Regions from separate parts of the Homo sapiens genome. Here region 2 is linked to region 1. A link is a loop called in an ENCODE intact Hi-C map of the cell type or tissue named here. Cell type or tissue: gastrocnemius medialis. All regions are shown on one strand.

Region 1 (8,000 bases):
CTTATTAATTTATTAGAGACAGGGTCTCACTCTGCTGCCCAGGCTATAGTGTAGTGGGGTGATCACAGCTCATTGCAGCCTCAAATTCCTGGGTTCAAGCAATCCTCCCTCCTTGACCTCCCAAAGTGCTGGGATTACAGGCATGAGCCACCATGCTGGCCCAAGTGTTGCTTGCTGATGGCTCACAAATCCTCCTTTCTAGGAAGCCTGCTTCTAATTAAGGAGCTGCTTGCCCAAGGTCTGCTCCCATCCCTGAGGCAGCCACTATGTCCCCATAACTGGTGGATGAAGAGGGTGTAAAGCTCAGCCCCACTGCCTCAATTCAGGACCTCTGAAGAGCCACCCTGACTCCCCACGGGGCTTCCCCAGTCCACATGCAATACAGCTGCATGCAAATCTCTGACTCTCAGTATGTTTCCCAGGTCCCAGTGCAAGCCCCATCTACTCGGCACCCCTCACCCCACCCCAACCTTACCCCTACCCACATTGGGTCCCTTCCCCTGCATTAGCCTCAGAAAACTGGATACTCAGAGACCTTTGTGGGTCTGAGCCTCAAGAACACAGCGGCTGAGGCACAAAAGAGGGAGCCCTCACTGTCTCTGGCCCCACACAGAGGTGACGCTGCTGCCACAGTCACAGCAGTCAGCCGGACACTCCACATGCTCCGCGTGCTCCTCAGTCTGCAGGACAGTTGCCAAAACAATCAACCCAGGTGTTTGCTCTGAAGAAGAAAATATGCAGCGCTCCCGCTTCATAGTCACACAGGCGGAGCGAGAAGCCAGGAGGGTCCCACCCAGGGAAGGGCTGCTTTCTTACCCAGCTGGGTTCTGCCCAGAGGCCAAAATGTCCCACCCTATACTCAGGAAGCTCTCAGAGACATTGGTTCCAAGAAATGCAGGGTAAGGAACAATGGTTTAACTGATGCTTTTCTTCTTCCATTCATTCAACCAACATTCGCTTGAGCTTCCACTGTGTTGGGCTCTGGCGTAATCTGGGGGACCCAAGGGGGACTAAAACAGAATCCTTTTCATCAAGAGGTTTACAATCTGGTGCAGGAGATGGACATGAAATAGGCAGTCCCAGGAAGTCCTGCGAGAGGCAGTATGCACAGTAGTGAAGAACTTGGGCTCTGGAGCCAGAACACCCAGCTTCAATTCCTGCAGGACCTTGGGCAAGTCACTTACCTCTCTGAGTCTCAGCGTCCTCATCTGTGAAATGGGGATGATAGCAGTGCCTACCTCACACAAGGTCTAAATGAGTTAATACCTGAGAAGTGTTTACAATAGTGCCTGGTGGGCCCAACACAGTGGCTCACACCTATAATTTCAGCACTTTGGGAGGTCAAGGCAGGGATCGCTTGCACCCAGGAGTTGGAGCCCACCCTGGCAACATAGTGGGACCTCGTATCTACAAAAAATGGAAAATTAGCCAGGCATGGTGGCATGTGCCTCTAGTCCCAGCTACCCAGAAGGCTGAAGCAGGAGGATCGATTGAGCCCAGGGAAGTTGAGGCTGAAGTGAGCTGTGATCATGCCACCACACTCCAGCCTGGGTGACAGAGCGAGGCCCTGTCTCAAACAAATAAAATGAAATAGTGCCTGGTACAGAATCCTGATTGTTAGGTATTGTGAATATTGGCGTGAAAGAGAGAAGGGTGCTGAGGACTCATATCAGGAGGTCAGGGTTCCAGCCATGAAACTTACAACCTCTGAGGGCTACAGCTTGCCTGTCTGTAACATGAGCAGATCCAAACAAAGGATCCCTACAGCCCTTCTAGTGTTGGAGCTGTGGGCTAGAGGTGCCACCCACTGGGCACCTACTAAAGTAGTAGTCAGGGGAACATCTCCTGCCTTGGACATGTAGGATTTAGGGAGAAAGGGAGGACTTTGCTTCACTTGGCTTCACAGGAGGTTTGATGATGGCTGACAGCCTGTTGCCAAGGACATCAGCTGAGGATAGGCAGGATGGTTCATGCCCAGGCAGGCACCTCCTCCATCCCAGGGCCCCAGGACCTAGGGGCTACAACCCCCCTCCACATGCATCTCCTCTCCTCTCCTCCCCTCAAGGCCGCCTGCCCCATCTCTGGACCCACATTCCTCTTCTCTTTGTAAATGCCACTGACAGCCTGCAGTTTTGCACACGCATCTGCTTGCTTGGCCAGAGGGACTATCGACTCCACAGCACACATCAGCAGGGAACTTTCAGAGGTCATGGGCCAAGGCTTTGGGGAACATAGTCCTGTTGGTGAATGCCCATGTCAGGAAAGGACACTGAATGACAGACACATGAACGCTGGAGCTCAGAGCAAGGCTGGTGGCTCCCCAAAACAGTGGCTTGGGAGAGAACAGGCCAGCTGGCAGCACTTCACTGTGTGATGCAGACTGTACCCTCTGCTAGGCCACCAACCAGAGGGGCATTCCTGGCTGTGGAGAAGGGAGGAATGATGGAGCAAATTCAGAGGGATCCCAGGATCTATTTTGTGTTGTCTTATTCTCTGCCAGTTCTTGCCTTCTCTCTCTTCTCCTCATCTTCAGTTAAGAAAAATGGAAGCACAGTGTGGGGGGTAGCCAAGACCTTGGACCAACCTGGATGCTAATTTCAATCCACAACACTGGACGTAAGCCCTGGCCAGCAGTCCTCAGCTACTTTCAGCTCAGCCACCCGAGGCTCCTAGGGCTGAAAATACCCGAGCATCTGATGAAGCAGCTGCAGGTTAAATTTAGCCCTGGCGAACCTGGGACTGATCTGGGTGCTAGAAGCAGCAGAGCAGACTGACTGACGCACCCAACACAGGTGTGAGGGCCAATGATGGCACCTGGGAGGGAAGCACCTGGGAGGGAAGTGGAGCAAGGGAAAGAGACAGAGCAGGGCCCAAAGCCAGTTCTCATCTTGCAGGAGTGTGACAGGACCCGTCAGCCCGGCACTGCTGTTAGCGGATGCCAGGCAGGTAGCATCAACGAGCAAAGCAGAAAGATGTACAGAAAGGGGAAGGGTGGGATTGTGATAAACTGCAAAGCAGATGTCCCACCTAAAACCACTGGAATAGCCTGGGCGACAGAAGGAGACTCTGTCTCTAAATAAACAACAAAACCACTGGAATTTAGGTTTTTAAATAACATCATGTTAGCCAAATAAAATCCTGCATTTGATCTGCAGACTCTTAGTGTGATACCCTGGCCTAGTTGAATGGAGAAGCCAACCCCATGGCCACTATTTCACCATCAGCTATTTCATTCTTTGTTTCTTCAGAGTCTCCTGTTAAAATCCAAACAGACCTCGGGCTTTGAGCTTTCTTAGCTAACTCGGTTATTCTTACTGATCTCTTTAAAGAAGGAAGAAAGGGGAAACAATCAGCGTGCATGAATAAATTAACTGGTAAATTAGCACCTAATATGTTCAGAATCAACTATTTGTTACCTGTATTGAGCAGCAGTTACTGAATGCAAAGAATTCCACTCAACTGGGGTTGGAGTCAGACAGGCTTTGGTCTCAATCCTGGCTCTGCCATCACTGGGAAACTAATTAACTTCCCCAAACTGCAGCTTCCTCTGCGTAGGGTGGAAATCATATGCCTTTCTTGGATTGTTATGAAGATTAAATGAAATAACCCAGGACAGTGTTCGACATGAGATAATTCATGCTCAGTAAATGGTGGATGAACTTTAATCATCTGAAAGCCAGGTTCTGTGGGACAGGGACTAAGAGTGGAAGGGGAAGAAGGCAGTGGGAGAGCCCTTCACCAGCTCACAGCTTTCCTGGAGCCGGCATTCCAGCCCGGGTCAGGCCTCATGCAGAATCAGAGGGCTTCGGAGCCACGTGGGGCCACACTGCCCCCCTGTGCCCATTTGCCACACTGCGGCTGCATTCATGCAAAGCTGCCATTTGAGATGCAGAATCCGGCCAGAAGACCACGACTTCACCATTGTCTCTACTCCGCTGGAACCCCTCCCTGCTGTCTTGTGCTGAGCTGGGTGGTTGTGGAAGCCAATTATCTAAGACTGCAATAACCTGTGTTGTCCAGTCACCCAAGCAAGCTACCCCCACACTGGGGAGCACATGTCCAACTTCCCTGAGCCAGCACTCACCCACAGATGGCCAGGTACTGCAATCACCTGGATAGATTTGGAAATAAATACCCACTGACACCCATCCAGACCTACAGAATCAAAACCTCTGAGGATGGGTCTGGGGGATCCATATAAAAAGAAAAACCTTCCCAAAGGAACTTACATTCAGCCGATTTTGAAAACATACTGCTTTAACCCCTTACTGGGCTGCTCTGCAATACCTCTTCGGTCTGACTTGGTTTTGTAAGTGACACAAGCAGAAAAACACTGTGCTCTCTGCACTGAAAATGAGTATTCCCATGGAGCTGGAGAAGCAAGGAGGTAAGGAGTAGATGAAAGGAAGCAGACAGAGCAGGAGGTAGAAAAAAGGAGATCCTGAGGAAGACACAGAAAGGAAGGAAAACAGGCACAGAGAGAGAAAGAAATGGGAAAGAAGAGGAAAGGGAGGAGAACAGAGGGAGGGAAGGGGGAGAGAGATATAAAGAAATACATGAGAAAGATGCAGCACACTCCTAAACTCATGATAGCATTTGCTAGGGCAGTGATAACCTACGCCAAAACAATAGACATATAGTAGATTAAGAAAAAAAGTATTTCAATGTAGGCATAGGATTCATACCTACAATATGCAAAAAAAGGTTCTACATATTGACAAGGATATAAAAAACGCAATGGAGAAATGAGCAAAGACATGGAGAGAAGATCCAAGTAGCCAAGACATGAAAAAGTGTTCAGCTCACTAGCAGTTTGGGAAATGCAGATCATTATTGTATACCTATACTTACTGGCAAAAATCAGAAAGCCACTTACTTATAGCTGAGTGGGATGTAGGGGAAAGGATTTCTTTAAATCTTGATGGCAAAAAATATAAATTGTTACTGAACTTTGAAAAGCTATCTGACGTCATCTAACAAAATTTACCACTCAATCAATCCACCTGCTCCATTCTGGGGACTTGATGCTCTCAAGATAAAAGCACCAGGACACATCAATATTTGCACAAGAATGCTAATTGCAGCATTGTTCCCAGTAGCAAAAACACCAGTACAAAGAAAAAGGCCATTAATAGGGTACTGTTGAATAAACACTGATAGATCTAGCCCATTCAATATGGCTTTATACAGCAATTAAATGGAATGAATAGAGCCATATTGGAGTTGAAATTTAAGGAATGAGGTACTGTGTGGAAAACAATCATTAAAAATATAGGGTAAAAGTGTTCATAATATTGCTCCATTTTTGTAAAACAACATAATGATAGAAATTTCTGTTGTGTATATGTGTACGTGTGTGTGCAGGGCTGGCATTCAGCCAGTGTACACTGATAAAACCATATTGGACATTTTAGCAAGCGTTCACTGTGTTTGGTTGGTGCTGTGCATACTGCAGCCAGTACGTATTTGCTACATATTTTGAATGTCATTCCTGCAATATATGCATTCATATTATTGTATATAAGTATATAATAAATATGGAGAAAATATAGATGGCTGCATTGTAGGCTGTTAACATGGATTACTTGGAAAGGAAAGGAGACTTCTTTAGGTAGGATAAGGGAAAATAAAAGAGGGGATAACCGATCTAATAAGGAAAAGACAAAGACAGCAGGAAAACCTGTGTAACACAATCATAAATATGCTATGCACTTCTGTAAAAATATATATATGTTTCCAAGTATATAGCATTTTGAAAATATAAATGTGAGAAGCTTGTATTAGTCAGCAATTGTTGCAATCATGCCATGTAACAACCCAAACCCAAAAATCTCGGCAAGTACAATAAAAGCATGTATTTCTCACTCACGGATCAGTGGGTTGGCTGGTGTGACTGCTTTAGGCTGTGGGTCAGGCTCCCTGTGTCTCTCATTCTGAACCAGAACCACCTGGGGCATGCTCTTCTCATGGAAAATGGCAGTGGCACAGGAGGGAAGCTAAGCCATACAAGCACACGTAAAGCCTCTGCTCATGCCTCATTCACTTGCACTCTGATGTCTGAAGGAAGTCACATGGCCAACCCAACATCAGTGGGATAATATGTTCTTCCCATAAAGGGGTGGCGGGGGTATGGGAGAGGGAGAGCAAATGCTTGCTAAATGAAAATACAGTCTCCCCCAGAATCCTGTGGAAAGCTGGGCAAGAGAGGATGATTGTACCATGGAGAGAGCTCTCTTGGGGAAAAAAAAAAAAGAGAGAGAGACAAGTGAAGACAATGCCAAGGGCATGTTGTACAAATGGCCTAGTCAGTTGAAGAACACAGATAGCCCTGTCCTGACACATCGTCACAACAGATGAGATACCTGTTGGGGAAAGGGTGTAAATTGGTGCAACATTTTTGGAAAGCTGTTTAATAATATCGCTTAAAATATAAAATGCACAAACTTTAAAAACAATCTACAATTTCCTCCTGGAATGGAACCTTATCTGTGGATATACTAGCCAAATGATATCAAGTAAGGCAATGTTTATAGTAGGAAACAAAAACTAGGAAAAAAACTAAATATCAGAAGAATATGGTTAAATAAATCATACTATATCCATAAAATGTAACATTCTGCAGTTGTTAAAAACAAAATACTAGCACTCTATATGTGCACATATCTAGAAATATCAAGATATATTAAGTTTAAAATGAAAATTCAAAAAAATGAGCAAAGAATATAAACAGGCAAGTCATCAAAGAAAACTCAAATTGTCAATGAATATAAAACATGCTCTTCTTCACTAGTGAGTAGGAATTTCTAATTACAAAAACAGTAAGATAGCATTCCACCCTCAGAAAAATTCATTTAAAAAATCTGATCATACCAAGTACTGGCAAAAATGTGGAAAAGCAGAAACTCTTCCGTGGTAGCAATAGCATCATTCGCAAGTAGTAAAGGAAACTGCGTCTTGAAACTTCTGCTCAACAAAGGGACAGCTAATGATATAGAAGGACCTTTTGTTTTCTTTTTTCTTTTGGAGACAGAGTTTCCCTCTGTCGCCCGGGCTGGAGTGCAATGGAGTGATCTCAGCTCACTGCAACCTCCACCTCCTGAGTTCAACTGATTCTCCTGCCTCAGCCTCCCAAGTAGCTGGGATTACAGGCATGCACCACCATGCCCAGCTAATTCTTGTATTTTTAGTAGAGATGGGGTTTCACTATGTTGGCCAGACTGGTCCTGAACTCCTGACCTCAAACGATCTGCCCTCCTTGGCCTCCCAAAATGCAAGTATTACAGATGTGAGCCACTGCTTCCAGCCTGTTTTCTTTTTATGATAATTATAATAATGTAGATATAGGCTGTGAATTTTAAAAAAGCATTTAGAAAAGGCTTTCATGGCATCCAGGTGGGGAATATAGAGCTATGTGGGTTGAAGATTAGAACGATTAGGAGCATCCATAGCTGGCTAAAAAAAGGAAGTACAGATTGATTATCCAGCAAGTGTGAGCCAAAAGGGGTCTCTACTGGTGTGCCAAGGGTCTCTAGACTAGACTCTTGCAATGTCTCAACTGACAAGATGGATGGCCTGGTCATCAAATGGTCAAATTATTCATCCAGCATAGTGCACATCCAACCAATCTACTGGGCAAAGGCAAAAAAAATTCAAAAAGACCGGGCAGATAAAATGAATATGTCCACAAACAACAAAACGAGTGTCAAAGGCATCAATGTGAAGCCAAGTGTTTGAGTACAAATATTCACTGGGACAAGTGCAGAGTCAGAGATATGAGGTTTGTCAACAGTCCATGTAAAAAAGAACTGGGAGGGTTTTTCACTCATTAAAAGATCAATTTAAGTCAACAATATATGTGTCTACCAAAAGTAAAAATAAAAATCTATACAGACTAAGCTATGTCATTAGAAGAGTTCAGAAGTTGTTGAAGTAATTACATCATTACATGAGGTGTCTGTTCAGATTTGGTTTCTGCCTTTTTTTTTTTTTGGAGACGGTCA
Region 2 (8,000 bases), 250 kb before region 1:
GTTCTATAAACTGCAAATTCTAATTGTTATTGCTGTTAAAGTGACCTTCGGCTTATGTAACTAGAAAAGTGCCTAACACACTATTAAACAAAAAAGAAATGTGAGTTATGGGAGTTACTAAGTAAGAAGAGTGAAGGAGCAAATACAGAGGTATCCCAAGCTCTTTACTCGAGGTTCCTACCAATGTAAGATTTACCTAATACATTTCACATGTTCCTACTCTGTTCCATATTCAGATAGATTCAAATGAGGTAAATAGTGGTAGAAGAGATATTTTTAAAGTAGCTTACTTGAAGAATTTATTGAGGCCATCCCTTTGAAAGGAGAGAGCTAGGGGAAGATTTATTTGCCTATGCAATGTAACCCCATTCATGGACTTAACTGCCTTTGGCTTTTTCCATTGTTTGACAAAATATTTGAACAGAAGTTGGGTGGGAAATCTTTAGAAATCAGAAAATGGGGTTCTCTTGCCTTAAAAGCATGTAAACTGTGATGAAAATAGAGCAAGGCAAATCACATTCTGTCATAAAGAATCAAACAGGCATAGCGTACCACAGAATCAACAGCCACCCTGATCATAGATTAACTGGATAGAGGTCAGGCAGCACCAACCTAGGAAGCTTTCATTTCATTACAACTTACTTCACTTCAGTAAGCCCTTACAGATCCTGTGATAGGCAGAACCAGGCATGTGCTAGGCCATGGGGCTACAGGGATGGTGAGGGTGAAAGACAAGGAGATTAACAGTGAGAACACAGTGGCATCAAGAGAGGTGCACAAGAGTGTTCACAGAGTGTAGAGAATGGGTGCAAATGAAAGGTGCCTGAGTCCGCTTGCAGGGAAAGAGAAAGAGGGTCAATGCAGTTTTCAAAACAACAACAAACAACAACAACAACAGATGCATCACCAAAAGTCTGGTGGATAAGCAGGCATTAGTTGGATGGAGTGGAGGGGCGGGGGTATTTCAGGCTAGAGAGAACAGCCTGGGCATTTGTCTAGAGGTGGGAGGAGGCCTGATACTTTGGAGGAATTGCAAGAAGGTCAGTGTTAGGGAGCAAGGGGAGTGAAGGGGGCAGGGATATGGTGGGAGAGGGGGTTGCAGCTGCGAGACCTGATGGGGCAGGACGGTAAAGAGCCGTCCATTTGGATGCATGCATTTGAACTTGCCTATGGGAAAAGGCAAGCCACAGAAGGATGTTAAGCAGTGGAGTGATGAGATGATATTAATGTTCTCTGTCTAGAAGATACCTCTGGCCATGGGATGTGAGAGAGTGGAAGACCGAGTGGGGCTGGATACATGCAGAAGCTGGAGCTCAGCTTGGAAATGATCATAGTGTTGAGTCCGGGAAGATGGATAAGGGCCTGTGGCAATGCAGTAGGAATAAACAGGTGGTGATGGACTTCCAGCAGGGACCCAACATGCTGGTGACCATTCATTTGGATGTGGAAGATGAAGGAGGAGATGGTCAAAGCAATAGCAGGTTTCTGCCTCAGGTGACCAGGTGGAAGGTTGTGCCATTTGCTGAAGAGAAAAAAAGGCTGGTGGAGAAAGTGGAGCCAAATTGGAAGAATAGAAACATGGTTGCTGGAGATAGCTGCTTGCAATGTTTTGTTTTTCTCTATTTATTTTGGGACATGGGATCCTTTTGTAATATTTTTACACATGAAAAGGGGTATAGTCCTCAAAGGCTGTTAGGACTGTCACATATGATTATGCAAGTCTTGCCGTGCAAAAGGGCTTCTGGCCCGGGAGAGAGCGAGGCTGACCTGCAGCCTGTGCGAGGCTCCTTGGGAGTGTACGGACAGGGTTGCATCTGCCTGGGAAAGGGGTACCCATGAGGATGCTTCCCATCACCTCTCTGGACCCACTTCCCACCCTCCTCTGTGCCCTGGCTGGCTGGCCTGTGTGGATGACATGGCCCACCCCCCTCCCTCCAGCACCTGGCTGAGTTCCACCGTTGGGGGTGCTGGCAGGAGAGCAAAGGGAAGAGCGTTTCTCTTGGCTCCTCTCCTTACTGAGGGCCATTGATTGTCTCTCTCCCTTTCTGAAGGTCACAGCTTCCAAAGCTACAGTTCTTGCTTTGTCTCAGTACAGGGCTCTCTCTCTCCTTGTCTCTCAGGGCTCCCCACTGTTGCTAGCCCCAGGATACCATACCATTCCTTGCAGGTTTGCCTAAATCCCACCCACGTCTTTGTAAATGGTGCCTTCCCCTCACACTTTCCTTCATTATCCACTTTGACTGTGTCATCTGTTTCCCGCCAGGACCAGGACTGATATTGAATATTTTTCTAATTAACACAAGGCAACATCTTCATTCACTTCCCCATGCACCTGTGAAGCTGTGACTACCATCGGGACGCCTGTTTCTAGTTCTCAGGAAGGTGCTGTGTTAAGCGAAGGGCCCTCTGGGTTCTGAAACTCTGGGGGCCTTGATTCCTCTGCAAGTGGGAGCCAGATTGGCTTTTCAGTCTCACCCAAACTTTGAGCTAGAAGGGAAGAGGGAGGAGAGTGGGGAAGGGAAAGGTGTCAGAGTCAGCGGACCCTGAGGAGAGGCACTGTGGATTATCAGTGTGAGGTATTAACATCACCCCTCCAGCCTTCACTGGGAATTGGGAGTCGACACTTGGGAATGTTTGAGTGCAGGTAAGGCAGGTGTCCCTACTCCACCAGAATGATCTGCTCCCCTTCTTCAAGTTTCTCGGTTTCTTACCCAACCATCCCCTTCCCCTACCCTGGCTATATGTAGCTGTTTCTAATTTTCTTTAATTTAACAAGGACTCAGTAAAAGAGAATATTTTCGTTAAACTTTCAGGTTTAACAAGATATTGTGAAAGCCATTGATCTCCACTCTATCACGCTGGAGAAGTAGGGAAATACCTATTTGTAAAATGTGCGTGTCTGCCTGTTGACACCCAGTTGTTGGCTTATTTGTTCATTCATTTATTTATGCATCTATTATTTATTCATTCATCAAATAGCTGTCAAATGCTATCTAAGACTTGATTGTTGTATTTATCCTCAGCTGGACCCTTCTATCCCCTCCTAAAGGAAGAGGAAGGAGGCATGCAAGGCACACAGCAAGGTGGGCTGATGCCAAGCTAGAACAAGGAAAGTGCAGTTGGAGGACATGTGTGGTGGGACCTGTAGCTGACCTTTCCCCTCCCTGCAGCCAGACTTTGCCCTCCCTGCAGCCAGGCCTGGGCCACACGGGTAGGAATACCCTGGCAGTTCACATTCTCACTCAGTCTCACACTCACTTTGTACTCTGATGCTGACATGAAGTGGCTCTGCTGGCAGCCCACGTGTTTCCAGATACTTGACCCAGCTGCAGGTATGAAGGCCTTACCTCCTGGCAAATGTGAAACAAAAGTCGAAGGAGACAAAGAGCCTGTGAGCTTGTTCCCCACTCCTTTCCATACTCAGCTGATGACTCAATTCACCACCAAGGGTGAGCATGAGGGATCTGTCCGTTCATATTCATCTTCCACCCTTTCCAGGCTTTGGATGTGTGGAGCTGTGCTAATTTGGAGTTGCTGAGCTACAGGACAGTGTTAAGAGAGGCTCTGGCATCTCAGATTTATTGCTTGAATACTTGAAATCCTTATTACAGGAAGTTACACAGCTTGCTTCCAAGCAGCACATGTAAAATTGCAGTTTGACGTTCTGGGGAAATCCCAAGCGTCACGCTGTTTCACCAGAGTGATAAATTGACAAGGGGCCAGTGTTCTGATGAAATCTTGCTTCTGTTTGCCTGCCTTCCCCATGAGTTCTCTAGTTTCCTAAGAGCCAAGAGTGAGCAAATAGGCTCTTACTCATTTTAGAACATTAGTCTTCTAATTTGCATACTTTCTTTCTACATCTAGTTATTGGTACTTGAACGGAAGTGGAGGAGTCTGTCCTAACATATTCCTCTGCCCTCCCCATCCCATCATGATTGAGAAAGAGAGAGAGAGAGAGAGATTGGAACTTGGGTTAGGAACTACTTTCCAGAATCTTTTATTTTCTTCTTTTTACTTATCTACCTTCCTTCCCTTTTTCTTTTCATTCCATTTCTCTCTCCCTCTTTTATTCAGTAATTTATCCAATTACCCATTCATTACTTTGTACCTGGAACCTGAGCTTAAGATAGCTGTGTCCTCTTCCTCTCCCTGATTAGGATTTAGATGTAAGTCTGTGAATGCCAGGATGATGTGTGGCTCAACCTACCTGTGGGTCTGCATACCTGAGTGATGGAGTCTCCTAGGAAAGACTCTCTTCACAGGAGGGGGAAATAGAAGCACCTACTAGGTTCAGTTGCACTGGACCAGGACTAGAATGGAGACTGGGGTGGTCCTGGTGGGGTTTGAGGAACAGCACAGTGCCTGTCACTCTGATGTCTTCTGGCCCAGCGCCCAGGGCCAGAAGTCCTGGGAAGTCCTGCGCCTGGGTCCTGAGATGAGGGTATTGGAATAAAAAACAAGTGTAAACAAAAATAGTTCATCACAAAAGCATCCCTAGGTTACAGGAAGCAGGGGGCAAGAGCAGCACCAGCCAGCCCCAAAAGCCAGGCTGATGTCAGTGTCCTTGACCCTGTGCAGATGCAGCTGTGTCATGGGTGGTGGTGGTGGGCACCTCCACTGTGCTCCAGCATAGACGTGCTGCTCTCTAAGGCTGCCTTGGTTGTCAGCAGCAATGGAGACCCCAGTCCCGTAAGCAGAGGCAGGTGAGGAAGAAGGTAGCAGGTGCCACACATAGCAGTGGGCAGTCATGCTCAGTATCTGTAAGATAATCCCTGGAGAATCCCAGACTTTAGGGGATGAGTTTGATGTGAGGATGTGTGTGGTTGGAGCAGCTGCAGAATGGATTTGGGTAAATCCAGAGAATGCTGTTTTGTATCTCTCACTAAGATTCTGTTTCACTCTAGGCAGAGGAATTTGAGAGACACAGGCTTTTACACGTGCCTTAAATCCAACTTACTTCCAAAAAGCACTTGTAGAAGCTTTATAGAAAGCCTCAATATAAAAGAGATAATTTTTTTAAAAAGAAGATGAACCACAGTCAAGAAATAAAGACTGGAAGGAAGGAAGGAAGGAAGGAAAGATGAGTGGTGTTTTACTAGAAAGCCTAGTCAAACAAATGTTTTTGCGTGGTTTGGAACTGTTATCTCTTCTGGGCTTAATTCCTAAGAAGACAAACTCTATGCCTAATCAAGACCTGAAAAAAAAAATGAAATTCAGTTATTTAGATGGCGATTCTATTTTGTTTTCTAAATGTATTACTGTACCAGGAAAGTTCTATAATTCTTCATGGTTAGAGAGCTGCCGGAAGTCATCAGACTTTATTTGAATACATTGTTGGAAAATCCTGATTATTAGTTCTGTGTCCCCAAGGCCACAAATGACCCCAAAATGCAGCTGCCTACATGTCAAGCTGGGGATTACACCGATAGCTGAGGGAGCTGGAAGTGTCCTGTACTCATGATCAGCACCTGCACCTGTCCTTCTCATTTTACCCTCACAATGATGCAGGGAGATGGGAGGGCCCGTACCGTTATCTCCACTCCACAAGTGAAGAAACCACAAGTCAGAGAGTTGTCCAAGACCATACTTAGGTGCAGGGCTGGTGTCGGAATACAGGCTCCGATTCTCAAATCCCAACTGCATAGGCCCTTTCCTGAACATAGGTCTGGAATAGTAACTTACCTAACTTTCTTACAAGCACCAGGAAATTCTGATGCTCACCCAAATGTAGGACTCTTAACCCCAACACCATCTGTCCCCACTTCCACTGAAGACTCAATGGATCATGGGGGCAGTTTTCCCCATGCTGTTCTCGTGATAGTGAAGGAGTGCTCACGAGATCTGATGCTTTTAAAAGTGGCAGTTTTTCCTGTGCTTTCATTCTCTCTCCTGCCACCTTGTAAAGAAGGTGACTGCTTCCCTTTCCTCCATGATTGCAAGTTTCCTGAGGCCTCTCTAGCCGTGCAGAACTATGAGTCAATTAAACCTCTTTCCTTTATAAATTACCCAGTCTCAGGCATTTCTTTATAGCAGTACAAAAACGGGCTAATACATTGAGTAAATTGCCCAGGATGATACAGCAAGGAAACAGGTTAGATGAGGTTGATGAATATTGGGCATCTGATGGCTAAAGGTGATTGGAGGACAAGAAGAAGAAGAAGAGGACATGGTCTCTGAACAGGGAGCACACAGCCTGATGATGAATCGGGGCAAGTTTCACAGAACAGTAGTTCTTTCTGCTTCATCCCTTTAGTTGTTTTGTAAGTCCAAAGTAAAAGGGTTCCATCCGACTGTACTGAGAGAGGGACTGGCACTAGATGGATTCTATTGACAACTGCAGCCAGAATTCAGACATCCAGAGTGGACACAGCACATCACAGCCCATGCCTGTGTGAGAGAGCCACCCCCCCCAACACCTACCCATGCCCACATTCACACCCACCCACAGGCACAAATAAAGTGCTAACCTCCTCCAGTGGGGACAGTACTGGGAAAATGCCAGCTGACCTGTGGTCTCCTTTGGCTCCTTAGAAATTCAAAACTGCTGTAATTAAACATTTCCAAGAATTTGTAATACCCTCAGAGTATTAGAGAAAGCACTAGAAGTTTCCTGAGGTAACAAAGCAGAGAATAGTGAGGGGAAGAAGACAAAACAGAGCATTGTAGGCAAGACAGTAGCACCGATTTGAGGGAAGAAATTGGCTTATGCCTTTGCGAGACTACTGGGAAGAGGCCTACGAGGGAATAGAGAAGAAAAAACATTTGTTAAGTACCACATATGTGCCTGATTCTGTGCTTTCATATATACCTGCTTTCATTCTCAAATAACTCTAGGTAGGTATTTTGGTTCTATTTTACAGGTAAGGAAACAGGCTTGGACAGGGCAGGTAATTCATCCAAAGTGACCCAGACAGTAAAAGAGAACCTGGACTTGAAACCCAGGTCTTTGAAGGCACAAACGTCCATGCCATCCCTATTGCATCCGTATGCATGTGTATCAGTATGTATCTTAACAAATGCGGCATTTAATAAGTTCCAGGTTCTGTTCTAAGTGCTTTACAAATATTAACTCATTTAATACCCACAACCACCCTAGGAAGTAAGTGCTAGTATTATTTTCAGTTAGCATAAGAGGAAATTGAATAACAAAGAGATTGTGTCATCTGCCCAGATCACATGTCTGCTGGCAAGCTGGCTGCTTGGCTGAGGGCTCATTCTTCCCGCTTTTACTCTGTGGGGCCTCTATGTGAGTGGAAGTGCTTATTTCTTGGGTTAGAGCCAATCCATCTCTCCAGCTTACAGTAAACTAAAAAGGGGAAAGCAGTAACTTGGAGGCTAGAAGATGCCAGAGGAAACATGTCCACCCAAGATCAGAGCACTCATTCTTGATAAGTAGCTCAGACTCAGCCATCCTTGAAACAGCCTTGGCTGCCTGGCAATGCATCAACACTTCAAGGCTATCTGACATGGCAAGAAATAATAACTCTCGACACCAAGATGACTGGTCAGCCCCAGGGCCTGAGGACTATGTCTGAAGGATCATCCCGGGCCCCTGGAGGCTGGAGGCACGAGGCGGATAAGCACTGGGCTGATGGCCAGGCCTTCCACTCACTGCCCCACACTCTCTCCTCAGGGAGAGTGCTTAGCAGCCTGGGCCACCGCTTATGTCTGAGAAATGCTGAGGCCTGGTCCAGGGCAGGGGCTTCCCCGTGGCTTCCCAAGGGAGACAAACAGAACCAGGGATTTATAATAAAAACCCAGGGGTTCAGAACATGTGGGCCAGAGATGTTCCATGTGAGCTGGGTCCTCAGCCCCGGGAGGAATGGCTGCTCCGCTCCAAGTGTGTGCTGAGATGAGAAACCACATGGAGCTGAAGAAAGAGCCTGAAGAAGCCCCATTACCCCAATTAGCCACATCCTCAGTGTTCCTCTTTTCCCGTGCTGCTTCTGTCTCACAGACATGCTGAGCTTGGGCACACATTATCTCCTTTGCTGACAGGC

What was found. A loop is a pair of places that touch in the nucleus more often than their neighbours do. Peaks named below come from ENCODE experiments on the same cell type or tissue, not always from the same donor. Only the 100,000 strongest peaks of a DNase experiment are listed, where the experiment ranks them.
Region 2: a loop joins it to region 1, with 3 times the contacts of the local background. A loop is called at or near these places in 2 of 110 quality-filtered maps.

What each region holds. Positions count from the first base shown.
Region 1 is chr7:106,172,690-106,180,689 of GRCh38, reverse strand. No RefSeq gene overlaps it. Among named protein-coding and RNA genes, the nearest start is that of SYPL1, 64 kb to the right of the region's middle. RefSeq lists a silencer at 3,806-3,945. In gastrocnemius medialis, a CTCF peak has its summit at 3,835 (motif pointing left); DNase peaks (open chromatin) are centred at 2,729 and 3,839; H3K27ac peaks cover 2,062 bases.
Region 2 is chr7:106,420,844-106,428,843 of GRCh38, reverse strand. No RefSeq gene overlaps it. Among named protein-coding and RNA genes, the nearest start is that of NAMPT-AS1, 140 kb to the right of the region's middle. RefSeq lists enhancers at 3,407-3,506, 2,890-4,089. In gastrocnemius medialis, no CTCF peak of the experiment used is centred here; DNase peaks (open chromatin) are centred at 3,673, 5,498, 7,203, 7,523 and 1 weaker place; H3K27ac peaks cover 2,781 bases.